Linked DNA regions of Homo sapiens: region 1 is linked to region 2. A link is an interaction called in ENCODE POLR2A ChIA-PET data of the cell type or tissue named here. Cell type or tissue: PC-9. All regions are shown on one strand. Links, peaks and the distances in the headings refer to the core of each region. The heading gives the core; the rest is flanking DNA.

The links. ChIA-PET counts read pairs that join two places held together with the same protein. Peaks named below come from ENCODE experiments on the same cell type or tissue, not always from the same donor. Only the 100,000 strongest peaks of a DNase experiment are listed, where the experiment ranks them.
Region 1: POLR2A ChIA-PET joins it to region 2 with 6 read pairs; 6 of 35 experiments call an interaction of 5 or more read pairs at or near these places.

What each region holds. Positions count from the first base shown.
Region 1 is chr2:120,538,444-120,554,923 of GRCh38, reverse strand. LOC105373585 (a long non-coding RNA gene) reads left to right here and starts at 277. Exons shown (of 4, transcript XR_001739681.3): 1 at 277-447; 2 at 855-1,375; 3 at 1,600-3,036; 4 at 8,165-11,048. RefSeq lists a silencer at 1,768-1,897 and enhancers at 2,912-3,061, 10,214-11,413. In PC-9, for the core only: no CTCF peak of the experiment used is centred there; DNase peaks (open chromatin) are centred at 5,713 and 6,073.
Region 2 is chr2:120,630,786-120,647,265 of GRCh38, reverse strand. No RefSeq gene overlaps it. Among named protein-coding and RNA genes, the nearest start is that of GLI2, 97 kb to the left of the region's middle. In PC-9, for the core only: no CTCF peak of the experiment used is centred there; no DNase peak of the experiment used is centred there.

The DNA.
Region 1 (16,480 bases), core at 4,232-8,231, 90 kb after region 2:
TTCCAGGAAGGCTTCCTGAATGCCCCCAGCTGTGTTAAGTGTCCTTTACACTTTACTCTCCAGCTGCACAGAACTACCTTTTGTTCCTAGGCTGGACCTTGCTCTCTTTCATTTCTGAGTCTCTGTACCCACTGCTGTCTTTCCCTGGAATGTTGCCTCTCTTTGCCTCTCACTCTGTCAGATTCAGCTCAGGCATCACCTCCTCCAGGGAGGAGTCCTTCTCTGATTCCTTGGCTGGGTTGGGCATCCTCCTGTGTGCCTCTTTAGCACCTTGTGCAAACCTTTATCAGGTTACATTATGGTTCCATGACACTGCTTTCCTGCAGGGCTGCGTGTTCCTGGAGGATGGGAACTGTGTCTTATCATTCTGCTGGGGACTCATATGAGAAGAGGAGGTTGAGATCTCTGCAGCAGACATTCCCAAACCTGGTGGAGCATCAGAACCAGGTGCTGAACTTTTAGAAAGTAGACATCATGGTCTGGGAGACAGACATCTGCCTCCAAGGATAGACACCACATCCACAACCCTAAATCCAAGCTAAGTTTGGCACCTCGAAAGAAAGGACAGCCACAATGGGATGATAAAGTGGGAGCACAAACACAGCACCCAGAGGGGCCAGAGGGTGATGTAATTTACTGATGCTGGATGAATGACCCAGGTGGGATCTGTGCCAGACTGGAGAAAAAAGCCCCTGCCAGTCCCCAGCTCACAGGTCACCTCTTCAAGAAGGTGTTCACAGACCCCAGACTTCATCAGGTCTCTCTGTTAGGGGCTCACTTAACACCAAGCACCTCTCCCTTGAAGCACTTCTTGTCACTGTAATTAACTATTTTCTTTCTTTTTTCTTTTTTAGGAATAGGGTCTCATAGGACAATGTCTCAGTACAACCTCAAACTTCTTGGCTCAAGCGACCCTCTCGCCTCAGCCCCCCTAGTAGCTGGGACTACGGGCACACCACCATGTCTAGCTGGGACTACAGGCACACCACCATGCCTGGCTAATTAATTTTTTTTTTTTTTTTTTTAGAGATAGGGTCTTGCTCTGTTGCCCAGGCTGATCTCGAACTCCTGGGCTCAAGCAATCCTCCTGCCTCAGCCTTCCAAAATGTTGGGATTATAGGCGTGAGTCACTGCACCTGGCCTTGTAATGATCTAATTTCTTGTATGGTTTATTTATCAGGGTCTGCCTTCCTAACAGGCTGTAGGTTCCTCAAGGGTTGGGACTGTGCCTGTGTTCTGGGCACCTGCCCATGCCTGGCAATTTGAAGAAGCTCAATTGCTACATGTTGAAGGAATGAATAATTGCATGAGCAACCATCGATAATTGCATGCTACAACCATCAAACTTGCAGGGTTCTTCCATGGAATAAGTGAGGTAATTATGTGTAAAAATGAATGAATGTTGTACTTGTTATAAAATAAGATCATGGGCTGGAGAAATAGTCCAGCGAATGAGTGAACGAATCAATGGCCTCAGCTGCCCGAGTGGGCGGAGCTTACGTTCTTTCCACAAGGGAAGTTCCCTAGGAGTTTCCGTCAGTAGCTCCCGAGCACGCCGGAGGCCTGGCCTGTGGATGAGATTGTTCCTTATTTCCCCAGCTTCAGCACCACAGAAGAGACCAGAGTCTACCTTGCCAGCTCCTCTAGCACCGACCACGTGCCAATTCATGTCCTGAATGCTCACTTCACTTCTTCACCTTGCTTCACTTCACTTACTGCACGGGAACAGAAAAGCCTAGAGAGGATGGATTACCTGTGCGGTTGCCTCCCTCTGCAGAGTGGGCGTGTCTCAGGAGCTTCTCTTCTTCTCCAGCCCAGTGCGGCCTCGTGTCATCCATAGGACCCACCGGCAGAGGGCAGGGCCTGCGAGTGGGGCCAGCCTCCTGGTGACTCTCGCCTCCTCTTTTCCAGCGGACGCTACCAGAGGACGAAGGTCTGACTCTGGCCAACGGCCCAGAATTTCTGGCCCAGTTTTGCCTGAGGAAGCCAACTGTGCAGGAGGTCAGGATCCCGGTAGGGTGAGAGTGGGAAAGTTAACATTCCCAAGAGACTCCAAGCAACAGGATTTCCTGACCTGGGACTATTACCTTTCTCACATTACATGGCCAGATTTACTTCCTGCTATTATTAAAAGTACGAAAAAGATGAAGATATGTGTTTAATGGAAACAAGGGCAAGAGTTTGCCTGACTGGACTTTGAGGAGGCTGTAGGATCATGGCGCTAACGGCATTTGGAGGGCTGGGAAGGGACTCTAGCCCTGGCTTTACCTGCCTTTGTCATCAGCTGGAGCAAGCAACTCCGCAACCTCGGAGCCTCAGTTTCCTTTTCTGTAAAAGGCGGGGAGGGTGGGTGGTAAGTGCAATGCTGAATCAGAACTCATAGAGCTGCTGGGTGGACATGTGAAGTAAAAGAGGAGACAGCTTTTGCTCCTGAAGGATGCCATTTGCGTTTTCCTCATCAGTTTGATCTCCTCCAATCATCCAGCACCTCCATCTGACCTTCTCAGCTGAGAGGTCCTCAGTGTTTCTGTGGCCTCCAGGAGAAAGGTCCCCCTCCCCGGCTGAGGCCAGGCTGATGGCAGGCTGCACGGCCAGCCTTCCACAGTCACCTGAAGGATACAGAAAAGGAAGAGCTGGAGGCTTCTAGCAAGCTGCCGAACTGTGTCCTCCAGCTGCGCCCAGCCCCCTGGAGGTAGCGCCGGAGCACGTGGTGGTGGCTATGTAGGAAGGCCCCTTTCGAGCCGCCCTATACTGTCTTTGGGATCTGCTTTTTACTGCCACAGCCTATGTGCTCCTGATTCTTCTCTCAATCCCTGGATGGAAACCGGCCTCTGATACTTGGCTCTGCTTCCTTGGAGGAGCTACTTAACCATTCAGTCCTCTCTGCAGTTAGCTATTAAGGTTGTCCTGCGAACTGAAGCAGAGAGTCCCCGCAAAGGGTGCAGAGTAGGGCACCCACAGAGGAGCCTCTAAAGCACTTTCCATGAGGTGGATGGCTTCTCCTCCCCAAGGGACCCAGGAAGGAAAGGAGAGCTGGTGAGTGGGTGGGCTGGGTGAGCCCAGGGGTCAGCTTCCTCCCTGTGGCCCACAACTAGCCTCTGAATCCCAGTGTCACACATGACTCTAAGTTGGTCTTGGGACCAAATCTCTGACCTCTTTGGCTGCAAGTACGAGAAGCCTTATGTAGTGCTAAAACAAAATTTTCACTTCTCCTTTTCGGCCTCTTAGAATCCATTGGCTGAGAGGAAATGAATTCACTAGTGTCTTGGCAAGAATTTATTTCATTTATTGCAATAGCCTCTGTTTACATTTCAAAACCATGCAGACAAGTGCGTGTGAGAGAATATATTCTGTCCATGGATAATGCCTGGGACCCTGATGAATTATCTGGCAGGCCCCCTTGCTGGGCACCAGTTTTGTCGCCATCCAATAAAGTCTTAATATAAACCTGGCTCTCAGGCATGAGCTATCTTAACACATTTTGCCAGGCATGTATTATGATAAGCCCATTTTGCAGATAAGAAAAGAGAGGCACTGAGAGCTATTGTAACGGCTCAGGACAAAGAGATAGGAGAGCACAAGTTAGGTCTGGGTGACCCCAAAGCCCATATTTCCCCCCATATTCTCCTCTGCCCCATGAGAGATAATCTCTGCTAATCTTGTCTCTGTGGCTGGGGACTGGGAACTCCTCAACAGTGAAGTTGTCAACTACCAGCCACATGTTAACATTTCCTGAACAGTCACAATGCTTTTGTATCCATTGCCTCGTTTAATCCCCTAAGAATTCAATTAGTTGCCCTGTTTTACAGAGAAACAGATCAGTCCTCAGAGAGGTTGAGCAACTTGCCCAAGGTCACAGGTTTAGGAAGAGGCAGGGCAGAGATCAGAATCCAAGTCTGCCTGTCCCCAGATCCCTGCTGGCCTCTTTGCAGTGTGTGGGCTTCCCAAGGTCAGAGATAAAGAGGGCACACATAGCTAGCCTGAGCCATAACATCCCTCAGTCCTGCTTTTCTTCCCCACTCACAACATGGTGGGTATGAAAGAGTAAAATGAAAACCCTAATTGTTTGCCCCAGAGCTGGTCCTACACCCGGGATGACTAATCAGTCTCCACATAGAGTACATTTAGGGTCTCTGGAATGAAGGAGAATGTGGACAGAAAAATGGGGCTTTTAAAAAACCTTGACTGAAAGTAATTTTTAATGTGCCAAATATTTCGACTCAATCCAATACACAGGTTTATTACACAGAAGGCCAAAATATCCTAAACAGGCATTATTTTGCAACAAGAAGAAATCAGAGCAAATCCAGCCATCATTACTCCCAGGAGCTAAGAATGTAATTGTCTAATGTGACTTATAATCAGCCAAGGTCTTGTCTTGATGCTTTAGCCCACCAAATGGCTTCTCCTGTCTCCAGGGGACAATAATCCCTGCGGAATTCTCCTTAGCACAGATGGGTTTCTGCACAGATAACGGGTTTTATTGCTTGAAAGCATTTCGCATTCTGTACTGCTGTTCCCAAGAAAGAGCTGGAACTGTCCTGCTCTGCATCTGTCTCTTCTTATTCCAGATACCTCCAGAGCAGCTCAGAATCCCTTGGGTTGGGGACAAGTCGAGGCAGAACATAGAAAGAAGCACTTTGTGCCAGGCAGAGATTCTCCACCCTTCCTGTTGTGTGATTCTGAGCACGTCACTCCTCATTCTCAGCCTTGGCTTCCTCTTCTGGAAAATGGGAAGAGGATGGTTCACTCAGATGCCTTGGGAATTGAGACTCCTAGCAGAGTGCCTGGCATACAATAGATATGCCGTAGCCCCTGTTCTTAATCAACAGCTTGACTGAAGCACGGCCAGGGAGAAGCATGACTTCGTGCGTGGACTTGGGTGCCCTTGGATGGTTGCTTGGTCAGCTAAGTGCTCCTTGTTGAGCATCCCTTTGATCAAGCCACTTCCCTTCTCAAAAGGGTTCATTGGTTTCCTGGCTCCCCTGAATGCAATCCAGATTCTTGAACCTGGCCATCGAGGCCTTCATTTCCCAAAATGTCTTTTCAGCCAACTTTTCCACTATCCAAAGAGCCACTTAATAAATATTTCAAGAAAGAGAAAATACAATGCATCTAGCATTATGTGGCTGAAAATCTTGGCCCTGTTCCTAAGAAGCTCGTAAGCTAATTGGGAGCAGTAAGATACCAAAAGAAAAGGAACCTGGCATTGTTTCCTAACTTATTTTATATTTTAATTAAGGGACCACCAGCTCAGGCCCAGAGCTCTAGTTCCACTTCTGCCTCACATTTGGAGGGCCTGCTCCAATGTGATACTTGGAGAATGCCACTTAAGTTAAGCCACAGTCCAGGCACAGTGGTTCACGCCTACAATCCCGGCACTTTGGGAAGCCGAGATGGGAGGACTGCTTGAGCCCAGGAGTTTGAGACCAGCCTGGGCAACATAGCAAGACCCTGTCTCTAAAAAAAAAATCTAAAAATCAGCCAGGCATGGTGGCACATGCTTGTAGTCCCAGCCAGTTGGGAGGCTGAGGTGGGAGGATGGCTTGAGCCCAGGTGTTCAAGACTGCAGTGAACTAGGATTGCACCATTGCACTCCAGTCTGGGCAACAGAGCAAGATCCTGTCTCAAAAAAAAAAAAAAAATTAAGCCACAGGTGGGTGCTGCGAGTCACTGACCACACGTCCCAGGCCAGGTGGGCGTGGCAATCTCATGAGGAAGCCCCCACACCAGAATGATGACTGTACCCACTTCTGTTTTCTCCATCGACACCCCACACTTGGCCAACAATCATAGAGAATGTCAGAAATGGGTGTTCGAGGGTGTGTTTTCTTTTTGGTAAAAATAGTTGCCTGTTAAGCAGCATGATGACATGAGAAATAAGCTTCCATTTGGTGAAAGTCGAGGTACTCAAGGCCTGTGTGATTTAGAGACACTTCGCAGGGCTGCAAGAACTGTGTAGGAAGCCAGTGAGGCCTGGAGGCTCTGCCCTGTGGCGTTGCTGCCCGAAGCTTGATGCCTGTCAGTCCTGGGTGTAGTCCTTCACCTGGGAGGACTTCCATTTGCCTAATGTTGAGTAAGAGGCCTGTGGGGACAAAGAAGTCCTGCCAGGAACATTGTATTTGTTGCAGATAAGCACATGCAAGTGAGTAGGAGCTCCTCAAAGGGCAGAGGGCCCGGATTCCACCAGTGGCACTCAGGAGTTTATACAGCCATTTGGGGCTCCTCGTGAATGAATGCTTGTTTTCTAAATGTCTCCATGTGGCAGAATTTGGAGAGACTGCTTCCGTTCTCACGTCGTTGTGAGGTTTGGAGAAGAAGCTAGCCCTCGCTCACTTCAAACTTTGACAGGAGCTACACTCATCAACCGAAACTAGAAGCAGCCTAAGGGTTGTGCATGACTACAATTTCTGTTTGTTTGTTTGTTGTTTGTTTTTTGGTTTTTTTTTTTGAGATGGAGTCTCACTCTGTCACCTAGGCTGGAGTGCAGTGGCATGATCTCAGCTCACTGCAACCTCCACCTCCCGGGTTCAAGCGATGCTCCTGCCACAGCCTCTCAAGCAGATGGGATTACAGGCACCCACTACCACGCCTGGCTAATTTTTGTATTTTTAGTAGAGGCGGGGTTTCGCCATGTTCACCAGGCTGGTCTCGAACTCTTGACCTCAGGTGATCTGCCTCAGCCTCCCAAAGTGCTGGGATTACAGGCATGAGCCACTGCACCCAGTTGCCAGTCCATTTTTAACAGTCCTTTATTAATAGTCATTTGCAGGGCATACCTAGGCTAGTGTGTCCTAGACTCTGAGGTGAATTTATCCATGATGCTTGAATGTAAGAAATGTCACATCGATTTATCTAATCCATTATATCTGTTTCCAGACCTTCTCCCCATTGATACAGCTGGGCAAACATGACAATGTCAGTCATTCACTGATGCTCCCTCCCTCCCTGCGTAAGCCCTAAGGCATATTAGGAAGCTCTGCTGCATAGTGGGCAGTGGTGTCCCCTCTCTGGGCATGTTTGGCAGGCATCTTTGGGGTAAGGTTTGCCAGCCTGGCCTCCTGCCCAGCTCAGCTTTGCCCCTGCTGTGAAGGGCATCTCCTGCTGTTGGCCACACTTCCTTGAAGCCAGCCAGCTAGAGGGACCTCATGCAGGCTATGGGGCCTCCTTGGTTGGACTCATGAGTCCCAGGTACCAAGGTGGTCTTTTCCACCATAGGTTGGGCCACTTGAGTGGCTATGGATTTGGAAGTCCCAGGTCCCATGGCCCATCCTGTTATATCTCTGTCCTCCTTCCTCATCAGCCCCATAGAGCTGAGCTACACATATTCTCTGTCTCTCTCTCTCTCTCTCATTTGGTATACCAAAGCCTCCATTTCTTGTCTTTTTGGGATTCCATGGTTGAATTATCCTTTTTGGGTCCCAAAACCCTAAAGCCCTTAAACCCACAGGCTGTTAGGGGCTGGAGCATGGGACTCAGATGCCCAGCTGCCCCAGAGAACAATTCATTAACAGTAAAAAGGCTAAGATGCGAATTTTTCTCAGAAAATCACCCATTACATATGAATCTTTATTGAACTTTCACAGGAAAGCCCCAAGAAGATGCTAGTATCATCATCACCCCCGTTTAACAGATGGGAAAATGGACTTAGAAGGATTAACCAATTGTCGCATGGCTAGTGAGTAGGGCAGTGTCAGTTTTGCTTCCAGGTCCAAAGTCTGGATCGCCCATTATGTAGTGGTTCTTAGAGTAAGGCCTGATTCCTTCTGGGCCTCAGTTTTCCCAGCTGCAGAGTGGCAGGTTCTAGCTACCAGAAGGCAGGCTAAACTCATGAAGCCCAGGCCTGCCCGATCAGCATCTCCCTCGGGCAGTCAGCTCTGGCCTACAGGTGTTTGACACACTTATGCTCAGCCACAGGCCCTGGGTGTATGAAAAAGTGATCCTGATCGACAGGCACCTTAGCTTGGGGCTCAGTCAGTCATAAATGAGGCGACAGTTCACCTGTCTCAAAGGTGGCAACTTAAATAACTCCCTCTGGGATATCAAAGCTGGCAAATGACCCTGGGAAACAGCTAGACGGCAGCACAACAGAGGCAGCTCCCGCGGCAGATGGGCACATTCCCCAGGTCCCAACCTTCATCAGTGTGTGTCATTTTTATTGCAGCTTCTGCCTCCCCAGCAGAGAGGGACCTTCCCAGAGAAGATGTCTTGCGCCTCACCTGATCTTGTTCTGAGAGTAGGAGACTGGAAGAGAAGCGTTCAACTCCCCAAACACAGCTGGGTTTGTTTCGTTTAATCTCCCAGCCTGTTTTTCTGCTGTCCTCCTGAAGAATGTTTAATCTCACAGTTAAAACCACCAAAAGCGACTTTTTTCCCCCTCAACTGCTCAGTAACACATGACCGTGCAAATTCGTTTGGCCCCAGCGCCACAAGTCATAAAAGGCATCTAGTGGGCGGCATGAGTCAATCAGGCCTTTGGACGGTGACGTAACCACAGCTTGTCAGTTTCCCCATCCAGGCAGCCCCAATCCCCCAGTGCAGACATCTGGAGCCAGGGATTGACAAGTGGATTCCAGGATTGGGCCCTGCCTCCCGCCCTGTTCAGTTCCAGCCCAGCCACGGCCGCCGCCAACGAGGACACGCACTGTCTTTCTGCACATTCCCACGTACACACACCCCCGCAGCCCCCTCTCCACTCATTCCTGCATTTCCGGCAATGTGAATTCTGACAGCTCGGGCAGTGTCAGCCTCTCCGGTGCATTCCTCACCACACCACCTCACTGCTCCCGAGCCTGCTGACAGCACTCCCCGCCATACCTACCAAGCCGAAGGTGCAAGGAACCTCTTGATCCCCACTGTGTCTTTGTCCCAGGGCCACAGCAAAATAGCACCCCCCTCCCCCACACACCCTCTAGCCTAATTTATTAGACTTTTAAACACATTTATTTACTGTGATATCTACACCACACCAAACATCTGGAGGGAAACCGGGAGACAATCCACCAGGAATTTAAATGTTTGTTCTGCAATGTAACTTTGAAAACCGAACCAGGAAAACTTGACATCTTTAGCCAATTGCTTGGTGGTGAGTAGACTTAAGCCAATATATAATCTGTAAAGGTTGTCCCTCTTTGCCCTCTCTCTATCCATGAAACGCATTCACCAAACAGCCCAGAAATATTTCTTTCTTCTCCTCTCAGAGGTATGTGAAACCAACCTGAATCAACAACATAGTTGTTCAACCAGCCTCACTGAGAACGAAGGCATTTCAGAGCTGGAAAGACGCTAGGGTCTGGGGTCTTATCTTCCACATTTATCTGCCTTATTATAATCCATCCAGTCATCCTCTTTGCCCTTGCCAGATCTCATCGCTTACACTACCACTACCGAAGGAGCATAACGTCTGTGACTTTTCTTTTTTTTTTTTTTTTTTTTTGAGATGGAGTCTTGCTCGGTAACCGGGCTGAAGTGCAGTGGCAGGATCTTGGCTTACTGCAACCTCTGCTTCCTGGGTTCAAGTGATTCTCCTGCCTCAGCCTTCTGAGTAGCTGGGACTCCAGGCATGCGCCACCACGCCCAGTTAATTTTTGTATTTTTAGTAGAGATGGGGTTTCACTATGTTGGCCAGGTTGGTCTCGAACTCCTGACCTCGTGATCCATCTGCCTCGGCCTCCCAAAGTGCTGGGATGACAGGTGTGAGCCACCGCACCCGGCCACGTCTGTGACTTTTCTAAAGCTTTAAGATGATGTCACCCATAGGCAGAAAGGCCCACTCATTTCGTGCATCTGCAGTCACTCTTCTGACGAGGTGCGGCTCTCTTTTGTTCTATCAAAGAGAAAGCCAGTCTAAATTAATGGGAAACTAGAGAATTAGGTCATTTTTCAAGATGAAATTGCTGGTAGCTTAAGGAATCAGCTACTTGAATCCCATGCTAAAAAAGTGTAACTCCTGAGGAGTGAGCTCTTCTTTCTTCCTTCCATAATGTCAGGCACTAAGGGAGGTTCAGAAACACAGAGCAGCATCTACTCCTTTCTCAACGAGCGTGGGGTCCAGTGCAGTTGGCCCTCATTTAACAAATAATTACACCCATGCGTGAAAGGTCCAGTGGGGAAACAGTGCGGGGAGCCTCAGGCAGAGCTGATTCAGGCCTGGGGAGGCACGGGAGCCACATGTTCAGGGTCCACAGGCCCAGCGGAGTGATACGGAAGTTTCCAAGATGGTAAGCCTCTCTCCTGGCCCATGCTCACCAACGGGACCCCATTCCTAACCAGGCTTTCCCTCTCTCTCTTTTAAGTGTTCCAGGAATGTTCCTACCCCTGCGTCTTTGCTGAAGCCCCTCTTGCCTGGGATGCCCTCTGTCCTCTCTTTCTGCCCACACACATCCTGCCAGTCCTTCAGACAGGGCCAGCCTCACGGGCATAGGACCTGAGCAGTTTCACAGGGCCCTATGCACAGAAGGATCCCAAGCTCGGTTGATTGCTCCGATCTTGCCATCTTGAAACTCTTTGATAATTTTATCTTTTATCTTGTGTTTTGGGAGTGAAATCCAATGGGATATTGGGGCCTGCAAAGGAGAAGAGGAGATCCGCACAAACCCGTTCCTGGCTGCTGCATTCACCTCCAGCGTTTGTGATGCCCCAGAGCACAGAACTCCAGGGAGCCCACGATGCAGGAGAGTTCAGCGACATTCACTGAGTACAAGAGAAGTGAGTTACTCCTGCAGCTGAGCACGGGGGGCGCTGGCAACTGCGAAAGGTCTCGCTTTCCATTCCAACCAGAACTTGCTCCTAGCGCAGACAGAAGGCCGTGGCATTCTGAGAAACACACATGATGAAGGAGCCCTGTCATATCCTCTCTTCCTTGCATCGCTTCCCCGTGTGAGCAACCACTTGTGCTGGAAATGATGACAAGGAAGGACCGGGAAAGACAGGGCCACCCGCAGTTCCTTTTCCTTGACGTCTTTCCTTCCTCATCAGCGAGCTGAGGTGGAGAGCGTTGGTAGAATGTGTGCATAATAAGAAGTGAAATAAAAACAGTCGAGTTAGTATTCTACTGTTTCCACTGTTCTGGTGAGAACAAAACACATATGCTGTATATGCTTTGAAATACAAAGTGTGTAATTTTAGTGATTCTGCATAGGAGTTAAATGTTTTTATATTTGCATTTAAAACTGCCATTGTATACTATAAAGATAAAGAGTAAAATGTATTCTAATAGTTTAACTTTACTAATAATTTAGTTTTTACTTTTATTTACCTAGAGTAACATTAAATAGCAAACAAACAAAACAAACATCACAAGTTGAGAGAGAAACCACAAAAGAAAGAAAAAAGCTTTATATGTTAGTACCTTGAGAGGCACTTTTTCCTGCTTTTTGAGTAGGGATTCATGTTTTCCCGTTGCACTGGGCCTCACAAATAATGTAGCCAGCCCTGCCTTCAAAGTGCATTCAAGTGACTCCCCCTTCATAATCACTTAAGCCTGGAGCCACGGCCTTGCCCCTGAACACGTAGAACAGTCATGGCCGTACCAACCGTGAGCCATTCTTGCCTCTCTCTCTTTTGTCTTATTCTCTTGTCATCTGTCCACCTCGCAGGACTGTTGGGAGGCACCAATGGACTTTGCAACTGGAGATCTCCCAACTGGACCATGTCACTGTTATGTTTAATTTGCACTGTGCACAGTAGGTACCCAGTCAACGTTTGTCGAATTCCATGGACTGGGCCTTATACCTCCGAGGATTTTTCACAGCAGTAGCATGTGCACATGCACAGAACGAGAACACAACCAATGCTTGTTTGCTGGTGAAGACCTGGTCTCAGTATTTTGCCCAGGAAACCCTTTCTTCATGGACAGCATGAGGCAAGCTATGGCCCTTGCTGTGGTCTCAGTGGTTCAGCACGGAAGATGAAGATGACGGGCAGTCTCAGAATATTAGCTTTAGAAGGGACTTTGGATCCTTTTGATTTTGGTAGGTGAAATACTTTTTAAAAATAAAGAAAACGGACTTTGGACAAATGCTCTCATTTTGTAAATGAAAAAGTAGAGACAGGAAGAGTAACTGATTTGTCCAAAATCAAACAAAGTAAATTGTGTTGCATCCTCTCCATCCGTAACCACCTTCGCCTTCCCTAACTGCTCCATGTGGCCTGGGAAAGTCCACTTCACCTCGTCTTAGAGGTGGGCTTCTGATTCTAGCTAAGCCAACCCCCACGTTCTGTTCCTCTGGTCATGGTGATTGATTTGGGGACCAGCCTGAGACCTAAGCTAGCCCAACGGGCATCCTTTCTGCCAGGAGTGAGAGGAGTCAGGCCCTCTCTTCCTCAGGATCAGGGATGTGAGAAGATGTGGCCTGGGATTGTTGCAGGTATTTCTGATCTCCTGAAGGGCCTGCGCCTAGGGAGAAAGCCCAGTATACTGCAGGAGGAAGGACAAAAGGAATGGCAGAATAGCACCAGAGCCTGATGCTTCCGAAAATCACTGGGTCAACCTGTACCTCAAGCCCACAAGACTATGGGAGCTTTCAATTATGTGACCAACAAATTCTCTTTTTGAAATGTGTTATTGGGGATTTTGTTCTTTATAACAGAGAGGGTGCTGACAAACACAACAGAAAGGTGACGTGAATAATTCAGGACACACAGAGGCTAGCCTAGAACCCAGGTCTCCAGATTCCCATCCAGTGACCATTGCAGTAGCCCCATGGGAACTAATACTGATGGTAACAGGTGCAGTGGAAGCAATAGAAGCAATAGCAAACACAACAGATGTGGTGCATTGTTGATACATTGTGAATGAATCAAGGATCCCAGGTCCTCTTCCGCCAGGGCCAGTTAAGCCAGATCTGCAGTGTCCCTGGGAAAGGGGTGATTCCTCCATTGAGGAATCGGGGGATGTCCTCCCTTGCTTACCTGCTCTGTTGCTTGGGCACTGCCCATTTACGATCCTGCAAGCAGCAGGCAGGTGGCATCCGCCCAGTAGAGTATCTGCAATAGCAGCACCGTGATGAGTGAAACTCAAGGTTTCATGAGGACACCGGGGGGCGGGAGCACCTTCAGGGCTCTGTGGCTAACTCAGGCACAGTCTGTGCTCAATAACTCCAAATGATAGGCCACTGTGGGCCATGAGCAGCTCCCTCCTTCCTGCCTTAATGAGCACAGTGTGGAGACTGAACCTCAGTCTCCTAAAGGGATGGAATTAAAGGAATTGGGTCAGCCCACTCATCTTACATCTGGGCGTACCAGGCGGTGACACACCCAGGCTGCATAGCCACACAATGCGCACCCTTGGCTGGCCCAGCTCTGCTCCCCTCCAGGCCCAGCAGCCTCCTTCAGCTGCTGAAGCTGAGGGCACTGGGGCGCTAAGGTCCTCACCGGCTGATGCTTTGGGCAGGTGCTGGGAGGCGAGGAAGAGCCCATGGCACCATCTGACTTCTCAAGGTGCCCTGGCAGGGTATCTTCCTGAGATCTCCTGGGGAGGTGGCCAGATGAGAGAGATCAGAAATGAGGGCAAAACCGCAGAGGCCAGAGCTGAGCTCTCCATCCTGTGCAGTCACCAGGCACTAAGGCCAGAGAGAAGAGGAGAGCCCTGAGCGCACAGTCAGGGAAGGCCTTGTGCAGAGGCGGCACCTGGGCAGGACAGGAGGGATGGGCAGAGGGGGTGGCAGACGGCAGACAGCAAGGACAAAGGGGAGGAGGTGGGAAGGTCCCCAGACGGCATGGAAGACAGAAAGGGAAGCCCCTCCAGCCATTCCTGCCAGAGACCCTGCCAGGGCCCAGGGGTGGGCTTGGCAGACTGAAGGGCTCCTTGCCAAGGCTGATAAAGGGAGTCTCTCACTAACTGGAAACAGGGGGCTTGCAGAACTGAGAGCCCTGTGAGAAGGGTCTGGATTCTGGTGACAGGAAGATTGGCAGGGCTGGGATAGTGGCTCGGAGCCCCCAGGGCCTGGTCCCAGAGGCTCAGACAAATGCCATGGTCCCAGGAGGCCCTTCCTTGCAGTAAGCAAAGATTTCCTCAGTTCTTTTGACTACTCCCTGGGTCAGGTGGCTTCACCTCGCTGAGCCTCCGTTTCCTCCTCTGTAAAATGGATGTGTAACCTGATAGGCTTGTTTTGAGTAGTTGCTGAGATCACAGGCCTGGCACAGAAAAGTGCCCTTCAGTTGCGGGCTCCGTGCCCCCTCGCCCAGCACCCTGTGCACCCCTCTGGTTTCTCTAGTTATTCACCAACTCTGCCCCGGTGCACTGCCTGCCTAGGGCTGAATGGAGCAGTGCGGGGGTAAATCAAGCCCACATGTCTATCACCAGGCACTAAATCTCCCCAGGGACATTCCTTACTGTAGCAGTAATGCCGCCAGCTCCAGGGAACAGGGTTGCACCATAGGGCAGGCTCCCCACACCCGGGAGGCTTAAAGGGCCAGCTCCAGCAGAAGCAGCAGGCCCAGCCTTACATGGGCACAGACGTGTCAGCAACAACAGCACCCCGCTGCAAAAATAAACAAGCAGCACCGCCGTGTCCAGAGACTCACAGCGTAGGGGATCAGAGCTCAGGCTCTGAAGTCAGACCAGGTCTCATTCCCAGTTGAGCCACTAAGCCATGTGGCCTTGGACAGGTTACTCTCCTCCCTGCTGTCCACCTCAGTTTCCTATTGGGCTGGCAGGTCTATGGTGAGGACTGAAACGCTGAGAGTCCCTGGTGCACATCAAACACTCCCTTGTAGCGCCATTGTTAATCAAGTGCCACGCACATGTGATTTGGTCCACTCCAAAGTTTCCTAAGGAAGAGACTGCTATTGTCCTTAAATTTCCAGAGGAGAAATAAAACCAAATCTCGGGCTTGTTTGGGCTGTGTGATCAATGGTCATCGCGGGACACTTGGCACTTGACCTGTGCTCCATGCAGTGAAGGGGATGGGCCCAGGCCCGGGCACTGGGAGTCCTGGCTGCTGTGCCTGCTGCACCCGCCCACTGCCCTGTCCTCCCTGGCTCCCCACCGCAGGCAGTTGTCAGGGCCGGCTTTCCCTCGCATGGTCTGATCACAAACCAGGAAGGACGGCACAAGAACTGATCTTTGTTGAGCCCCACTGGGTGAGGAAGGCCCCTTCGCTCCCGATCCTCCTCCAGCTCTGCCGGGAACTGCTTTGGAGAAGAGCAACTGGAGGATCAGAGAGGCTGTATGCCTGCCCTAGGTCACTCGGCTGGTGGGGGCATCGCCAGGAGTAGAGCCTGGCCAGCTTTGAAGCCAGCGTTCTTTCCTCTCTAGCCCACGTGCCTGGTTCAGTCTACAGTACCCCTCACTCCCAGAAAAAGAACAAAAGCATTCAACCCATGGCCTGTCTTCTGGGCTGCGAGGGACGGCCCTTTTATTTATGACAACCGGCTGGCTAAGATCAAAATGACCAGTGGGAAACACCAGTCTCTGTGGATGACTTTGTCATCAGATCACTCGAGAGAAAAGAGCATTTATCTGTCAGAGGCTCACTCTTCCTCTGCAATACCTTCTGAAATTATTGAGGGGATTTAAAACAGGAAAATACAATGTTTTCCTCATGAAAAGAACGTTTCTATTAGAGAAAGCATAGGAAATACAGAGAGATGGGGTCGGGGGAAGCCCTTAACCTCCCACCCAAAGGTAACCATTAACCTGTCTGTGCCTTCCTCTATCAGCTTTTCATTCTTTTTCAGCAAACATTTGTTGAGATCCTCCCTTCAGTGGTGCCGAAGAGCTGATTATGGTAGAATCTGTGCCCTCGAGCTCACTGTGTGCCGGGGTGCAGGGCTTTTGATTTTATAGGATGTTTCAGACACCTCTTGGGCACCACTTCAAGGGAGACTGGCTCCGTGTGGGTTTGCAGCAGCTTTGTGCAGAGGTGACGGCCCTTTGCCTGTGACCACCCTTGGTGCCTCTCCAATGTTGCAGCCCTCAGCCTTTGTGCATGGCCAGCCCAGAAGTGCGGTGTGCTCTGCCCATGAACGCGACCCAGTGGACAAACGCTCCCCATTTTGTTTCCTGGGTGGCTGGTCTGAGCCACATTTTACAAGGCTCCAGTGGGGTGGAGCTCCAGTTGTCCACAGTGATGGTCAACAGAACCATGTGCTCTTGGTGGATTCGTTTTCCCTCCTCCCCTTTCTCTCTCCAGTTCCCTCAGGCTAGTCCCTGGTAACTGTTTCCAAATAAACTACCTGCACACCAGCTTTTGGCTCTGCTCCCAGTTTGAGACTGTGGTCATGCTATACATACAATTTAGGAAGGGGAGGCAACAAATTTAAACATTTGTTATTTGCATATTTCAGTTCTATAGCTTTAGTATTGACTAAATACCCACCCCTTGCAAGACAGTCCAACGAGGTTGTTACAGTTGATTCCTCTTTATCAAGAAAATAAAAGGAAATGATGACAGAAACAGATGTTACTACCATCAGTGCACTCTCTTCACCTCTCACTGATTTGCTAAAGTAACCTAGGAAAGTAATCTCAGATATT
Region 2 (16,480 bases), core at 6,311-10,310:
CACATGCCACCATGCCCAGCTAATTTTTTTTTTTCAGTAGAGATGGGGTCTTACTGTGTTGCCCAGGCTGGTCTTGAACTCCTGGCTGGGGTCAAGCCATCCTCCCATCTCAGCCTCCTAAGTAGCTGGGACTACAGTCACGTGCCACCAGGCCCGGGCTAAGACACACTTTAAATATAAAAACATAGAAAGATAAACAGTCAAAAGATGGCAAAAGTTGTGTCGTGCAAATACTAACCAGATGAAAGGTGTGGCTGAAATAATAGCAAAGTAGACTTCGTGCCAGAAGTAGTAATGGAGTTGAAACATGACATTTCCTAATGATAAAAGAGTTAATTCAACAGGAAGACATAACAATCAGAAACTTGTATGTACCTAGTAAGAGAGCTTCAAAACAAATGAAGTAGAAAATAGAAGAAAGAGAAATAGGCGAATCTGTAATCATAGTTGGAGATTTTAACAAATCTCTTTGAGCAACTGATAGGAAAATCAGATAAAAGGTCAATAAGTATATAAAAAAATGAACAACAGAATTAATCAACTTGGCTTTACAGACATTTATATGGAACACTACACCCAGCAACTAGAGAACACACAATCTTTTCAAGTGCATATTTACCAAAATAGAACATGTGTTGGACTGTAAAGCAAGTCTTAACAAAGTTCAAAAGATGAAATCACGCAGGGATGATCTCTGACCAAAGTGGAAATAAACAAGAAATGAACAAAAGAAAGATTATTAGAAACCCCAAATGTTTGTGCGTTAAGCAGAATACTTCTAAATAACTTGCAGTCAAGAAAGAAATCGAACAGAAAATTAGAAAATATTTTGAACTGAATGCAAATAAAAATGCTATATACAAATACCTGAGATAAACAGCAAAAGCAGAGATTAGAAATTTGTAGTTTTAAATGCATACATTATAGGAGAAAACAGTTTAAAACCAGCATCTACATTTCTAGCTCAAGGAGCTAGAAAAATAACAACGTAAACCCAAGGAAAGAAGACAGAAGGAAATAAAAATAAGAACAAAAATTAATGAAATATAAAGCAGATACAGAACAGAAAAGTTTAGCAAAGCAAAGAGTGGATTATTGAAAAGATAATAAACTTGATAAACCCAAAAACAAGAAAAGAGACAACACATTACCAATATCAGCAATGAAGAAGATCATGTAGATATTAAGAGATAAAAAGAAGTTATCATTACCAAAAAAAAATCTATAATTCTGCAAGTTAAAGAACTAAGACTGGGCTGGGCTCAGTGGCTCATGCTTGTAACCCCAGCATTTTGGGAGGCCAAGGCAGGAGGATTGCATAAGCTCAAAAGTTTGAGACCACTTTGAGCAACATAATGCTACCCCATCTCTCCAAAAAAATAATTAGCTGGGCATGGTGGTGCAAGACTGTAATCCGAGTTACTCAGGAGGCTGAGACAGGAGGATTGCTTGAGCGCCGGAGGTAGAGGCTGCAGTGAGCCATGGTCACACCACTGCACTACAGCCTGGGTAACAGAGCAAAACCCTGTCTCAAAAAAAAAAAAAAAACAAAAAAAAAAAACACCAACCAAAAAAACCCTAAGACTAAACATTGATGAAGTCTAATTTACCTAATTTTTCTTTTGTTGCTGGTACTTTTGGTGCCATATACATGAGATTATTACCAAATCCAATGTCATGAAGCTTTCCCCTTAATGGTATTATAGTTTTAGTTCTTAAGTTTAGATTTTGATCCATTTTGAGTTAACATTGCACATTGCATAAGGTAAAGGTGCAACTTCATTCTTTTGCATGTCGATATCTAGTTTTCCCAATATCATTTGTTGAAAGGCTGTTCTTTTCCCCATTGTGTGGTCTCAGCATCCTTGTCAAAAATCAATTGACCAGGCCGGGTGTGGGCTCAAGCCTGTAATCCCAGCATTTTGAGAAGCTAAGGCAGGAGGATTGCTTGAAGCCAGGATTTCAAGACCAGCCTGGGCAACATAGAGAGGCTCATCTCTATAAAAAGTAAAAATAGTAGCTGGATGTGGTGGCCTTTGCCTGTAGACTCAGATACTCAGGAGGCTGAGGTAGGAGGATTGCTTGAGCCCAGGAGTTCAAGGCTGCAGTGGGCTATGATCGCACCACTGCATGCCAGCCTGGGCAACGGAGTGAGAACTTGTCAAAAAAAAAAAAAAAGAAGGAAATCAATTGACCATATAAGTAAGGGTTTATTTCTGAGCTCTCTATTCTACTTTCATTTTTAACAGTGTTTTTCCATATATGATTGTCCTTGTGCCAACACTATAGCATTTTATTTGTTTTTTTATTTTTTATTAAAAAATTTGTTTTTCAGACAGAGTCTCACTCTGTCACCCAGGCTGGAGTGCAATGGCGCAATCTTGGCTCATTGGAACCTCCGCCTCCCGGGTTCAAGTGATTCTCCTGCCTCAGCCTCCCAAGTAGCTGGGATTACAGGCACCTGCCACCACACCCAGCTAATTTTTGTATTTTTAATAGAGACGGGGTTTCACCATGTTGGTCAGGCCGGTCTCGAATTCCTGACCTCATGATCAGCCCGCCTCAGCCTCCCAAAGTGCTGAGATTGCAGGTGTGAGCCACCACGCCGGGCCCACTATAGCATTTTAATTACTGTAGCTTTGCAGTAAGTTTAGAAGTCAGGAAGTGTGAGTCCCTCAACCATTTTTTAAAGATTGTTTTGACTGAGGCTCCTTGCAGTTCTATAGGAATTTAAGGACCCACTTTTCTTTTTCTGTGAAGAAGCTATTGAAATTTTGATAGGGATTGCATTGAATGTGTACATGGCTTTGGCTTATGTATGTAATCTTTTAAAACACAGAACAATCGTATCTATTATTTATGGTCACACACCTATGTAGAAAGAATAAAACCCTGGACACACCAAAGTTGAGATGGTGGTTCCCCCAGGGGCGGTGGGGTTAAGTTTAGGGAGGGGAAAGGAACTGAGTAGGGATTCACAGGGACTTCGAATGTACCTGTAATTTTTTGTGTCTAAAAAATTGGAAGCAAACACTGCTATAATTGTCACTACTGAGCGGGTGAGAAATGGCCATGGCTAGGACTAGGCTTATCTCTCGTGTAAGGATGCATGACCCTTCCTTGGTCACCCCTCTCAACTTCTGTCCAACTTCCCAGGTTGAAGGCATGGAAACTGAAGCCCAAAGAGGGGCAGCATCGGGCCCAGGTCCCCACCAGATGTGTGAACGGAATCTTTCCACGGTGCCTGACAGCATCTCTGGATTAGGCAAGGCCCCTGAGGGAACTTGGAGCTGTACTTGCTCAGAATTCTGGGAGCAGAGGGTGGGCTTATGTGAGAGAAGAAGGGCCCTTAGAGCCAACGCCAGTTAGGAGCTTCTGCAGACCGCAGTGCAGGCTGGACACTGTGCAAGAAGCTTCAGGGCTGAGGGTAAGAGGCGGGTGGGGACCCCAGGGATAAGGGTGAAGGGTCTTTAGGGCCACTGGAGTAGCCCCTCAGGACTCACCCGAATCACCCATTTAGGAGCTGCAGAGTCACTAGGGAATGAGCTGCTCCACGTCCGTGAATGTGGTAGACGGAACAATGGCCCCATCAATGATGCCCACGTCCTACTCCGCAGAACCTGTGAACATGTCACCTTACATGGCAAAGGGACTTTGCAGAGTAAGAGGTTATCCCAGGTGACCCAGCTGGCCTCTATGTCATCAGGAGGATTCTTACTAGAGAGAGGTGAGAGGGCCAGCATCAGAGGAAGGAGGTGTGACAACAGGGGCAGAGGTTGGAGTGACGTGCTTTGGAGACAGAGGAAGGCCAAGGAGTACAGGAGATCCGTAGAAGTAGGAAAAAGCAAGGAGACAGATGCTCCCCAACACCCCCAGAAGTAGCCTGGCCCTGCTCACCTCTGGATTTTGGCCTTCTGACCTTCAGAGCTGTGAGGTAATAAGTGTGTGTTTTTATAAGCATTAAACTTGTGATTATTTGTTATGGCAGCAATAGGAAACGAATACCATGATTTTTCCAGAATATGTTATACTCAAGTATTGTGATAGTTTGTATCAAAAATGACTGTAACAACATTTCCAGTCCCACTAGCTTTTCCAGAGTTTTGACACTCCTCCATTAATGGTAGGGTCTATTCTCCTTCCTGTGAAACTGTGTGGGCCTCTGTGACTGCTTTGAGGAAAGAAATAGTGTGACTTTCAATACTCAATCATAAACATTGACATGGCCTCTGCCCAGGTTTTTTTTTTTTTTCTCTGGGACATGCACTTTGGGAGCCCTGAGTCAGCATGTTAGAGATCCACCTGCCCCGAAACCCCCGTGCTGGAGAAACCATGTGGAGAGAGCTCATAGGGACAGAGAGAAGCCCAAAAGCCTCCAGCCATGCAAAGCCCAGACACCAGGCAAGTGAGCCAGAACTTCATCCACCTGTCTTCAGGCTCCCCAGCTGCTGCTGAATGGAGCAGAGATGAGCTGTCCCCACAAAGCCCTGTCCAGTTTGCAGATTCGTGAGCAACACAAATGTCGTTTTAAGCCACTGAGTTTTAGAGTGGTTTGTTCCACAGTGGTGGGTGGCTGGAACAAGTGCCAAAGGCCCACCCATATCACCCCAGGTGAAACTCAGGGAACAAATCCAACCCAATGGAGGGTAAGAGCTTCCTGTCAATTTTCCAGTGTTCCATTCTCAAATAGAAACACATACACTAAGATTACCAGACCTATGAGGACAATTCTAACATAAAAGAAATAGATCAAAGAAAATAAACAAATGAAAACAACCTGAAAGAGCAGACTATGCAGAAAGAAGAAAACTTTTAAAGAAACAAACAAACCAGAAAAAGCCACCAAAACCAATAGTATTCACATCTTTAGATTCCTAAGGGAAGACACTACATCCATAACATAAGCACAAGATACTACCAAAAGGAAACACTCTGCAAAAGCAAGAACAAAAAGGGGGAATACAGAACATACAGAACAGAAAATGAAATACAAATCTTATAACAAGATGGGAAGATAAAGATATTACCCAGAAAGCAAGGTAAAAAACCACATAAATGGAAAGGAGAGAAAAATCAAATGGTGAGTAAGAAAGTGAGAACTCATCCAGGGAATCCAAAATGTGAATAATAAGGAATTTTAGGAAGAGACAATAGAGAAAATAGAGGGTAGAGAATTGTCAACAAACCGATTCAAGAAAATTCCCCCAAACTGAAAGACAGGCCCATCAGGGCCCCAGCACAATGGAAATGGAAAATGCAGACCCAACAAGGCAAACCAATGGGCACTTTTTGAACACCTGGGATGGAGAAGGTCATGTGCAAAAATTCAGAAATCAGAATTGTTTTGGCTTTCTGAGTAGCAGCCCCAGAAAGCTAGAGGGCCTTAGAGTAAAGCTTTCAAAACTACGAAGGAAAAGGATTTCCAACTAGATTCATTGTCTATTGCTGCATAACAAATTGCTCTGAAATTTAATAGCTTAAAACAACACACATTTGTTATCTCACAATTTCTGAGCGTCAGGAATTCACCAGCAGCTTAGCCAGGCTGTTCTGGCTCAGGGTCTCCCATGCGGTTGCAGTCAAGCTGTGTGACAGAGTTGCAGTCATCTCAGGGATCAGTAGGGCTGAGCATTTTGCTTCCAAGCTCACCCATGTGCTTGTTGGCAGGAGGCTTCAGGTCCTTGCACATTGACCTCTCCATGGGCTGCTCCAGATGTGGCCTCCCCCAGAGGGAGTGATCCAGCAGATCAAGAGAGCCCAAGACAGTCTTTTATAATCTAATCTCGGGAGTGACATTCCACCACTTCTGCCATGTCCTGTTAGTCACAGACCAATAGCGCCGGGGACTATTACACAAGGAGTGAATACCAGAAGGTAGGAATCACTGGGGCCATTTTGGAGGCTGCCTATACTATACCAACTGAGAATTCTATAGCCAGCCTAAAGCATCAACCAAGTGTGAAAATATAATAAAGGTATTTTAAGACATGCAAGGTCTCAAAAATGTTACCTCTGTAACACCCTTCTTAAGAAAGCTACTTGAGGACCACCTCCACCAAAACAAGGGAGTAAACCAAGAAACAGAAGAGCCAGCCCAGGAGAGAGACTGAGGGATTTCCCCAGAAGAGGGACTGAGAGATTTTCCCAAGATTATGGAGAAGAGAGATAGCAGGATGAAGCTTTGTACCCAGCAGGTCAGAAGGCTTGGGGAGGGTCTTCTCCATGCTGACAAAATTGACAGAATACCTGATGGGAAAGAACAAATGCAAAGATAGCTAGACAATGGAGAGTTTGGTATTGAATTAGTGATCAGTACATAGAAAAGAAACAAAACAAGATAATTATTAACTCTTGGGGTGGCAGCAGGGGGGATGTGCAGGAAGGAAAAGCAAATGTAGTTTATTATATAGCTCAGTTCTGAACAAATCGCCGTAACACCATAGACAGTGAATCTTTATCCAACCAATGTCCCACGAATCTCTGCTGGGAGTTTGAGGGAGAGGCAAGTGTGTGTGGTGGGAACAAAGGGTGGCGATGTAGGGATGAGGAGAGCTAAACTCACATCTTCTTGTCTCCCAGAGTTGGGGTCAATGGATAATGCCTAGAATGAAAGCATCAGGAAGTAGCAATACTCACATGTTTTTTGTAGAGATGGAGAGATAAATAGCTAAAAGGGTTGGCATGATAGCACGTAGTGAAAAAGGAAAGGGAGAGGGTAGTGGAAGAGGTCTGGGAAAAGCTTCTTTTCTTAGCAAATCCAGTAAATCTAGTCAACCCTTTAAGTCGTGTCTGTATGTTCTTTTTTTATCATGCATACATTTTAAAATATTAATTCTCTCATGTCAAATATCCAGTCAGTTCAAAATTTCAATTTTTGAATGCATGTTCCTTTTTAAAAAGTTTGTTAGAACTTAAATCAGGGGCCAGGCGCAGTGGCTCATGCCTGTAATTCCAGCACTTTGGGAAACTGAGCAGGCGGATCACCTGAGGTCAGGAGTTCAAGACCAACTTGGCCAACATGGTGAAACCCCGTCTCTACTAAAAATACAAAAATTAGCTGGGCGTGGTGGCACATGCCTGTAATCCCAGCTACTCGGGAGGCTGAGGCAGGAGAATTGCTTGAACCTGGGAGGCAGAGGTTGCAGTGAGCCAAGATTGCGCCACTGCACTCCAGCCTGGGAGACAAAGCAAGACTCCGTCTCAAAAAAAAAAAAAAAAAAAAAGAATCAGGATCCAAATAAGGATCTTTCTCTCTCTTTCTAGTTCTCATTCTCACTTTTGTGCATCCCTCTCCACTTCTGTGCCAGCTATTTGTTTGTTGAAACAGGCCATCTGACCTACAGCTTTTGCTGGATTTTTTTTTTTTTTTTTTTTGAGACGGAGTCTTGCTCTGTCACCCAGGCTGGAGTGCAGTGGCACGATCTCGGCTCACTGCAAACTCCACCTCCGGGGTTCACGCCATTCTCCTGCTTCAGCCTCCAGAGTAGCTGGGACTACAGGCGTCTGCCACCATGCCCGACTAATTTTTTGTATTTTTAGTAGAGACGGGGTTTCACCATGTTAGCCAGAATGGTCTCAATCTCCTGACCTTGTGATCCACCCGCCTCGGCCTCCCAAAGTGCTGGGATTACAGGCGTGAGCCACCGCGCCCGGCCTTTTGCTGGATATTTCTAATTGTGTCTCCATGAACTTGGCTAACATCTCCCTCTGTCCTCTGCACCTGCCGTAGTCTTGTAGTGCAGTCTTGATCAGTTTCAGCGTTGGTGTCTCTTTTTGGCAGATCTTTATCATAGGGGATCTTATATTCTTCCATAAGAGACATATTGGGGGTGATTGTTTTTCATTTTGTGATATTAGCAGTTATTGATCAGAGCTTAGATTCATTAATTCACTAGAGGGTGATGCTCCATCATTCGGCTTTCATTTCCTATCCAGAATACTTCTCTAAAAAGACACTTCTCATCTATTTGGCTACATTGTGATACAGGTCGTATAGGAAAAACAGGGTAAATGTTTGATTCTGTCATTTTATTTTACTAGCTTTTAAAATAATGACTTAGTTCATGAGCCTCCACAGGAGGTGACTAATATTTCTTAACACACTCAGTAAAACTAGCTGACACTTTCTACACCTTTTTAAGATTTTATTTTTATCAAAAACATACACACAATAAAATCTTAAAAAGGTGTATAAAGAAGGAAAAAGAAAAGGAGGAAAACAGATCATTTTTCAGGAAGCTTAAACATTCTTTCATGTCAAGGGCTAAATTTATTCCTACGCTTCTTACCAGCCGATGCCAAGAGGGGAAGAGACGGCCCACGCAGTGTACTCTGGGTTCCATAAGTCAAAGCCTTCATTTGGTCTGAACAAACAAATTTTCTTCCTGCACAAAGAGCATATTGGACATGGCCACCTCTTTTGGCTTGGGGTCATCAGCCTGGATGGTGAGGCTCCTGGGGCTGTGGAAACATGTGAGGATGTTTATCCTTGTACATCACGTGCCCAAGTGTGCTAAGTCACACCTCTGTGCGTTCACCCATACCATTCCCCTGCTTGACCTGCTTGCACTCCAGCATCTGGCCAGTCTCATGCACCCTTCCTGGCTGAGCTCAGGGGTCATCTCCTCCAAGAAAGCTTTCTCATGATTAGGCCAAGTGTCCTCCCACTTCTTCCGGCTCCCGCTGGGCCCTGTACCCCTCCTTGGCTTTCTCATTGCCAAAGCCTTGCCACCTGGAGCACACCCAGCTCATAGTAGGTGCACTGTCCATGGTTTCTAAACTGAGCTCAAGTGCTTTCTAGTGGAATTTCTTCTCTTTCTTAAGCATCAGGCAGCTAGTGGTCATGCGGTGCCTGGCCCCTCACTTCTAATCTGGAACTTTCAGTAAGTGAAAGACCAGAAAACAAGACATGCAGCAAGTTATGACTGTCTGTTAACCAAGAGTCACTAGATTCTGAGGAGGCCCAAATACCTGCTGGAGTAGATCTGACCGAGTTTAGGTCATGGACTTAGCTACGTTCCACTTCTCTCTCCACATTTGGGCTCTGAGTGTGCTTGGTTTGACTGAAGCTGCCAGGATGCTGGGTAGATGCAGGCCCCTGTTGTGAGTGTGAGTGTGGGGTGTTCGTGGTCCCCAAAGCCCCTTCTCAGCCCCAGTCTTACTCAATCCTCACCATCACCTGTGAAGCAGATGTGTGCAGGAAAGGTCGGGCTGTGGCTGCCCGTGCACACGTCACTCCACTGCCTGGGTCTGACCCTAGAGCCAGTGCCTGGAAAGGAGAGATTTTGACTGTGGATGTTTGGGCCCTGCCCTGCCTGCTTTGACCCCACTGGGGTGCTGCTCCTCCCCAGGGCCGCCTCTGCAGGGAAGCTGGCCTTCCTGACCATTTCCAGGACAGAATTGATACCACTGGGCTCTTTCCTTGGTCCGATTTCTTTCCAATTGTCTGAAGTGGAAGCAAATCTCAGGCACGCAAGAGATGTGACTTTTTAAAAATAAGTCAACTCCATTTATGTTTAGGCCCCAAGTGCTCTAAGTGGTAGACCTCTATTCTCAGCCAACCTAGGCTTTTCTTCTCTCCAAAGCTGCCCTGGAGTAGGGTATCTGGCCCTATGTGGTGTCGTCTTTCCGGTCTGGCTTCCGTCTCGTGCTGTCTTCATCTTTGTCCTGGTCCCTGTCTTCGGGCCACTCCAATTCTGCTGAATTATAGAGTCAAGTCACAGCAACTCCAATCTCATCCTCATGGGCAAATGTCTTGCTGTGGTCTGTGGCATGCGGCGTACTCAGGGACTCAGAAACCATCTCACTCTACCTGTGTCTGTCCTCAGAGCCGCATCTATGATCAGCCTTTCCTCTAAGCTAAAGCTGGGAACAGGGCTGAGTGATGGGATGATACCCATGTTTTCCAATTGTCTGAAGGCTCAGTGTTCGTGGAGAGCCGAGATGGGGAGGATGCAGTTGGCGAGATGACAGGCTGCAGGGATATTCCCATAGTTTATGTGTTTCCTCTTTCATGGGACACGTCCATGCTGATTCACTAGAAATACAAAGATAAAACATGGACCCTATGCTTGAGGGCTCAAGGAGGGAGGAGATTACAAGCCAATAATTCCAGTACCAGAAGGTGAGGGTAGCGTGGATGTAAGAAAACGAACAGTTAACATCCCTAATATGGAACAGACTTCTGAAAATTGATAAGAAAATCCAGACTTATTGTGCCAATTTCCTACTGCTACTCTAACAACTTATTACAACCTAGTGGCTTAACACAACACAAATTTGTCTGTAGTTCTGAAGGTCAGAATTCCAAAAGGGGTCCCACTGGGCTAGAAAATCAAGGTTTCTACAGGGCTGTGTTTTTCCTGGAAGCTCTGGGGGAATCCACTTCCTTGCCTTCTCCAGCTTCTAGAGACCACCTGTACTCCCTGGCTCTTGGCCTCTCCTTCTATCTTCAAAGCCAGCAAGGTCAGGTGAGGCCCACGCTGCCTTCTCTCTAGTTCTTTCTAGTTCCCTCTCTCCATTTATAAGGATGCTTGCAATCACATCGGGTCCACCCCAAGCATCCAGGATAAAAATCCCCATCTCAAGGTCACCTGATTAGCAACTTCACTTCCACCTGCTCCCTTACTTCCCCTTGGCCATGCAAGGTGACATAGTCACCACTTCCAGGGATTAGGATGTGGATGATTTAGGTGGGCCATTGTTCTGTCTGTCACACCATCCCAACAGAAAAAGAACAAAGATTATGGAAAAGGAATTCACAAGAAAGGTACAAATAGCACATAAATCTGTGAAAAGATGATCACCTTTCCCAATAGTCAGGAAAACAGAAGTTGGGAATAGCAATGCGGATCTCATGCTCAACCTCCTGGTGGCTAGAATTTAAAAGGTTAATTAACGCTGTCTGGGGCTGATAGGGATGTGGGAACGAGCATTCTCATGCCTGGTCAGAGTGCAACAGCAACATTTTGGGGAAAGGAATCTGATAATTTATCCAAAGTAAGATGCACTGACATTCTGACTTAGCAACCCCACTTATAGGAATCTATTTTCTTCAGAAATAACACATTGTCACTTCATTCAACAAGTGTCCTTGCATCAGGCACTGAAGGTGTGGCCATGGACAGATCAGACAAGGCCCTGCTCACACAGAGCTTACGGTCTCATGCGAGAGGCAGACCACAAGTCAACAATGAAAGAAAGAAACTAGAAATAGCTGCATTGGGATTAGGGCTGTGAATTCTGCTCCTAGGGCTGCTGTAATGAATGATCACAAACTGGGTGACTTAAAAGAACAGAAACGTGTTCCTTATAGCTCTGGAGGTTGGCAGTCTGGAACCAAGGTGTTGACAGTGTGCTTCCTGTTGGGAGCTCCAGGGCAGTCTGTTCCATGCCTCTCCTAGCTTCTGCAAGTTGCTGGCAATCCTTGGTGTCCTTTGGCTTGTAGACACGTCACTCCAATCTCTGTTGTCACATTACATTCTTTTCTCTGTGTGTCTTTTTGTCCAAATTTACCTCGTCTTATAAGGACACTAGTAATTTGACTAGGATTCATTCAAGTTCAGTATGACCTCATCTTAACTTGACTACATCTGTAAAGACCCTATCTCCAAATAACGCCACATTCACAGGGACCAGGGACTTCAATGTCTTTTTAGAGGACACAACTCAACCCACACCAGGCTGTGCAGATAACTTAGAGAACAGAAGAGAGCGAGGACGGTCACTTAAACTCAGATGGGCAAGAAGACCTCTCCCAAGAGGTGACATTTCAAACCTGAGCTCCAACTAAGGAGAAAGCAGTCTCTAAGAATCAGGGAAGAGCATTCTCATAGAGGGAACAGCCAGCCACGCAGCAGCCTCAAGGCAAGATTGGACTTGGTGAGTTTTGAGGACTTGCAAAACGGCCAGCGTAGCTGGTGCCTAATGAGCATAGAAAGGGTGTTACACAGTGAGCTCAGAGCAGGCAGCAGGCTCAGGTCACGCAGGCTTGAACACCAAGGACAAGGAGTTTGTGTTTTGTCTTAAGGGAGTCAGCGACATGAGCTGACCTGTGTTAAAAACTGTTGAATATAAGAACATATGTCCATGGGTGTTTATTACATCACTATTTGCAAAAAACTAAAGCAACTTGTATGTGCATTAATAGGTTGGAAATCTATGTTCTATCCATTCTACAGATTATGAGTTTCAGCTCTACGTATTCACCCAGAAAGATGTTCTTGACATACGAAGTCAAAAATAAGTTGTGCGGTAACCTGTCTGGTATACGTATGTACTAGCCCCCATTGCTCTCCAGGTGTGGACACTGGGTTTCAATGTCCAGACAGGTGTGGGCCAGGTGCTCCTTTAGACAGGGATAGAAGAGGTCCTGGTGCCTGCCTGGCCGGGGGAGACAAGGAAGCCAGGAGACTCAAGTGTTTGGAGGCACTTTCATAAAAAGGACTGAATTAAATAATTTCCAACTGACTCTGAACGAATCCTCCTCCTTAGCCCATCCCAAAGACTGGAAGCCCTCCATGACCCAGAGCCTGAGGCGCTATGCTCCTGTGGCCCTGCCTACTGGGCGTGCCGTTCTTTCAGACTTTCCAGATGCTCAAAAAGTCTTTGTTGATCTCTTGGCCCAGAAAGTTAAATGACCCTGAACCTCCATTCTCTGAGAGGCCCAGGAATGGTCCCCTCAGTAGGACTCCGACTTCTCTGGTTTCCCCATGTTCAAGTTGTTTATTGGATGGTAAAAATCAGACATCTTCTTGGAAACTGTGGTAGCACAGGAAGGGTTATTCATAATCATCACCACCTGGGAACAACCCAAAGGCACATTCACCATGGAATAGATGGAATGGAATGGAATGGACATGGCCATTGTAGTGTGGTCACACAATGGAGTCATCTACAGCACCAGAAGGAACCATCTCAGCCACACGCGAAACAGGATTTAACCTCGAAACTTACATTAAGTGAAAGCAGCTAAACTCAAAAAAACATGAAGTTATGATTCCATTTATGTAAAGCTAAAGGAGGTGGCAAGGCTGAACTGTGCTGTTTCCAGTTGCATGCCTTGTTGGCTGCATAAGAGTATAAAGAAAAGCCAGGACTTCCGGTCAGCCTGGGGAAGGGGAGCTGCCGAGGGGGCTTTGGGAGTGCCATCTCCCAGCTCTTGAGCTGGCCTGGAAATTGGCTTACTAAGTAATTTGTTAAGCTTTATGTTTATTTTTATGCAAGTTTCTCTCTATGTATTATATTTCAAAATATAAAAGCCTAAAAAAAGTCCATACAGTTTTAAAAAGAATGGGATTTAATGTAAGATTTGTGGGGACCAACACTGGGGCCCTGTGGAGGTTGTTTTGGGTGTGGATGGATCTCCCCGCTCCGCAACCTTGTCCTTTTCCTCTTCCCCTCCTTCCTTAGCACCCTTCCTCTTCCGCTGTCCTGTGTCTACCACAGAAAGTCCCTGTGTCCCCTCTCCTCATCACCATTTTGCTTAGCACCACTGCCCTCACACCCAGCTTTCATCTCCTGTGAGAGCTGGCAAAAGCTTTCCAAGTTCACATCCACGGAAAAGAGCACCCGGGGCACCAGCCACTCCTGAGTCTGCCACCCTCTGTCAGGCCCCTGCCATGGGCAGGGAAGGGGAAGGGGGGCAGGCTCTGGCCAAACCCTGGCAGCTTTGGGAGAGAGCTGAGGTGGCCATGTCTCTGAGAGGGCCGGGCCCCTCCCCACACAGCATAAGCACAGTGCAGTGTGGAGCCAGGCACATGGTGGCCAAGGGCAGTAAATCATTTCAGGCCCGAGCAGGAGCAAGAGGCCCATGAGGCCCAGAAGAACGCAGGACCCCTGGCTGCCCAGGCTCTCCCTGCCTGCTCCGAGCTGCTTGGGTGCAGAGTCCCCGAGGGTCCCTTGAAACCTGGCCTTGCTCCAGGCCTGTGTTCACAGCGAAGCCTGCTCCTCCCTCTGTTTGTGTTGGCGGCTGTCTCCAGGGGCCAAGTCCTACCCCCTTCCTGGGGGAGCACATCCACCAGTGGCAAATATTGGCATCTCCCCAAGAACTGTCATTTTTTGTGTTTCAAAAATATTTCTCTTCTTCTCACCTTGCCAATGTCTCCCCTCCTCCCCCTCCTTTTTCTGGATGTCAGCTGGGCAGGGGTGGGTTTTCCTTATGAACACTCCCGCCTCCTCCAAGGAGCGCTCCTTGACCTCCCCAGTCTCCCCGCTCCACCCCCGCTCTCCCTACCCCTGCGGCTTTCCAGAGAGCCTTTCCCCACCAGGCCTTCTCTGCAGCCCTGTGTACTGGCTGGAGCCATCTCTCCATGTGCAGCTCTGTGACACATGGTGAGCTCCGCAGCGACAGTGGCTGTTACCACCAAGCACCAGCAGCCACAGTGTGAGCTTCGGCACACGGAATCTCTTCATATTCACAGTGCCCTGCCAAGGAGCAACTTCCTCTCCTGATTTTGTAGTTTACGTTTAGGGGGGTTCAAGAAATGTCCTTAAGGTTCACTGGACCACATGTGGTAGAGCCAGGACCTCAGACCTCATCACTGCCTGAATTTAAGGCCCTTGGTCTATTCACACTGTAAACTTCTACAGGGCGTTCTCTTACACTCATCTGCTTACCCCTGCGAGGCAGGCCCTGTTATCGTCATCCTCTTCTTACACAGAGGAAAACTGAAAATCAAACAAATGGGGTGACGAAGGCTACACTCAGCCCTCTGGTTTCCAGGCCTGAATCTTTGCTCTTCAGTGCCTTCTCCCTTCCCCAGCTCCTCTGTGCTCCCCTAGGGACAAGAACTGCCTTGGATCCTGCCTTCCTTCCTTCCGTGTTAACTAAGCCCATTATGAACAAATTACTCTCTTAGTGTCAGAGGGATGGATCTATCCATCCGTGCATCTACCCATCCATCCACTCACCCACCCATCCATCATCTTTCTCTATCTGTCAATTCTCCCATCCGTCCCCCATCCATCCATCCATCCATCCATCCATCCATCATCTCCCATTCACCCATCCACCTACCCATCTATCCATCTCTCTATCTATCTACCTCATGGTCCATGTCAGTGCAATTAAGGAATTCACAATCAAGCGGATAAAAACAGACACATGTATACCTCATATACAAGCATGTATATATTCACGGACATACATATAAAAATAATTACTTATAGACATGTTTAAAATACTGCCCAGGAGAGGTGCATGTACTGTGCCATGGGATTTTGAACTTGCACCTAGTAATAAGAAGTCAGGAAAGCTTTGTTGTTTTAGCAACCCTGTCCTGGGCCCCTCACATCCCCAGCCAGATGTGGTGCTGGATACCAGGAAGACAGAGAAGTGAAGCAGACATGATCCCGGCTCTCAAAGAGAGTGCCTCAGACTGACGCTGTTGTGGGTTTTGTGGGGAGGGGCAGGAGGCAGCACCGGCATCAGGGCCCTTATTTATTTCCTAGGGAGAGGCTGAGAAGTGTCTGAGCAAGAGGTGGTCCCAGCTTGCCTGTCACTTGCTCTGGAAAGGGACATAGCATGTCTGGGCTCAGAGCTCTGGTTTCTGAGTCACTTTACCAATGTCAAGGAAACTGGGCTTAAAGGGAGGAAATGAATGAGAGAGGGGCTCCCCCACCCCGCCACCCTAGCTCAAGGCCTGGCTCCAACAAACCTAGGACCTCATTTCTGTTGTGTCCCCCTGTCACAGCAATCCTCAAGCCAGCCTGGACTCAAAGTTGGGGAACAGACCCCCTTGAGGAAGGTGCTGCAACATCCTTGACTACAGTCAGGGAGAAGTAAGGGATGTGGCCACTGTCTGCAGTCTCCCTTTGGTCACTACAGCAGGCTCCAGCCGACACCCACTATTCCACCCGCAAGCCCAGAAGGGCAGAAGCACGAGGTGCCACATGTGGGAAGAGGCTTGGGTGGGATTGCACCAGGGCCTGGTGACTCCAACTCAGAATGTCTCTGACTGGGTCAGCAGCTTCTCTCTGAGAATTTAAAAATGCTGTGTTTTCATTTTCATGTTCGTCTAAAAACACATTTAAACATGTTCTAGGCCATCTGCAGAGCCTTGAGCCCCAAGAGGAATTTCAATATACTTGGGTCTGCATTTCTTTCTAATCCGTGGTGCCAGGGCTAAGCAGTAAAGTTTTCATGGTCTTGGGAAATTGAAGAAAGAAGCAGCCAGATGCCATCAGGATGCAGGGAGTGAGCTTGGCTCCTTGAGAACTTCAGAAGAGCAGAGCAGGGGGAAACTTGCCCTAGCATGCAGAGCTGAACCGGAAGAACTTTCTGCCAGCAGCTAGGAGTATTTCCACTTCATTGTGGCAATTTCATACCCACCAGCTTCCTCTCCAGACATCTTGAAGGGGGGCTGTTCATGTCTGGCAGCAGCGAGGCTGGGAAGAAACACTGGGTGGGCAGTGAGGGGACACGTTTGGACAGCACTCATTTGTGAAGGAGACTGAGGGTGGTAGCGGGGTCTCTGGAATA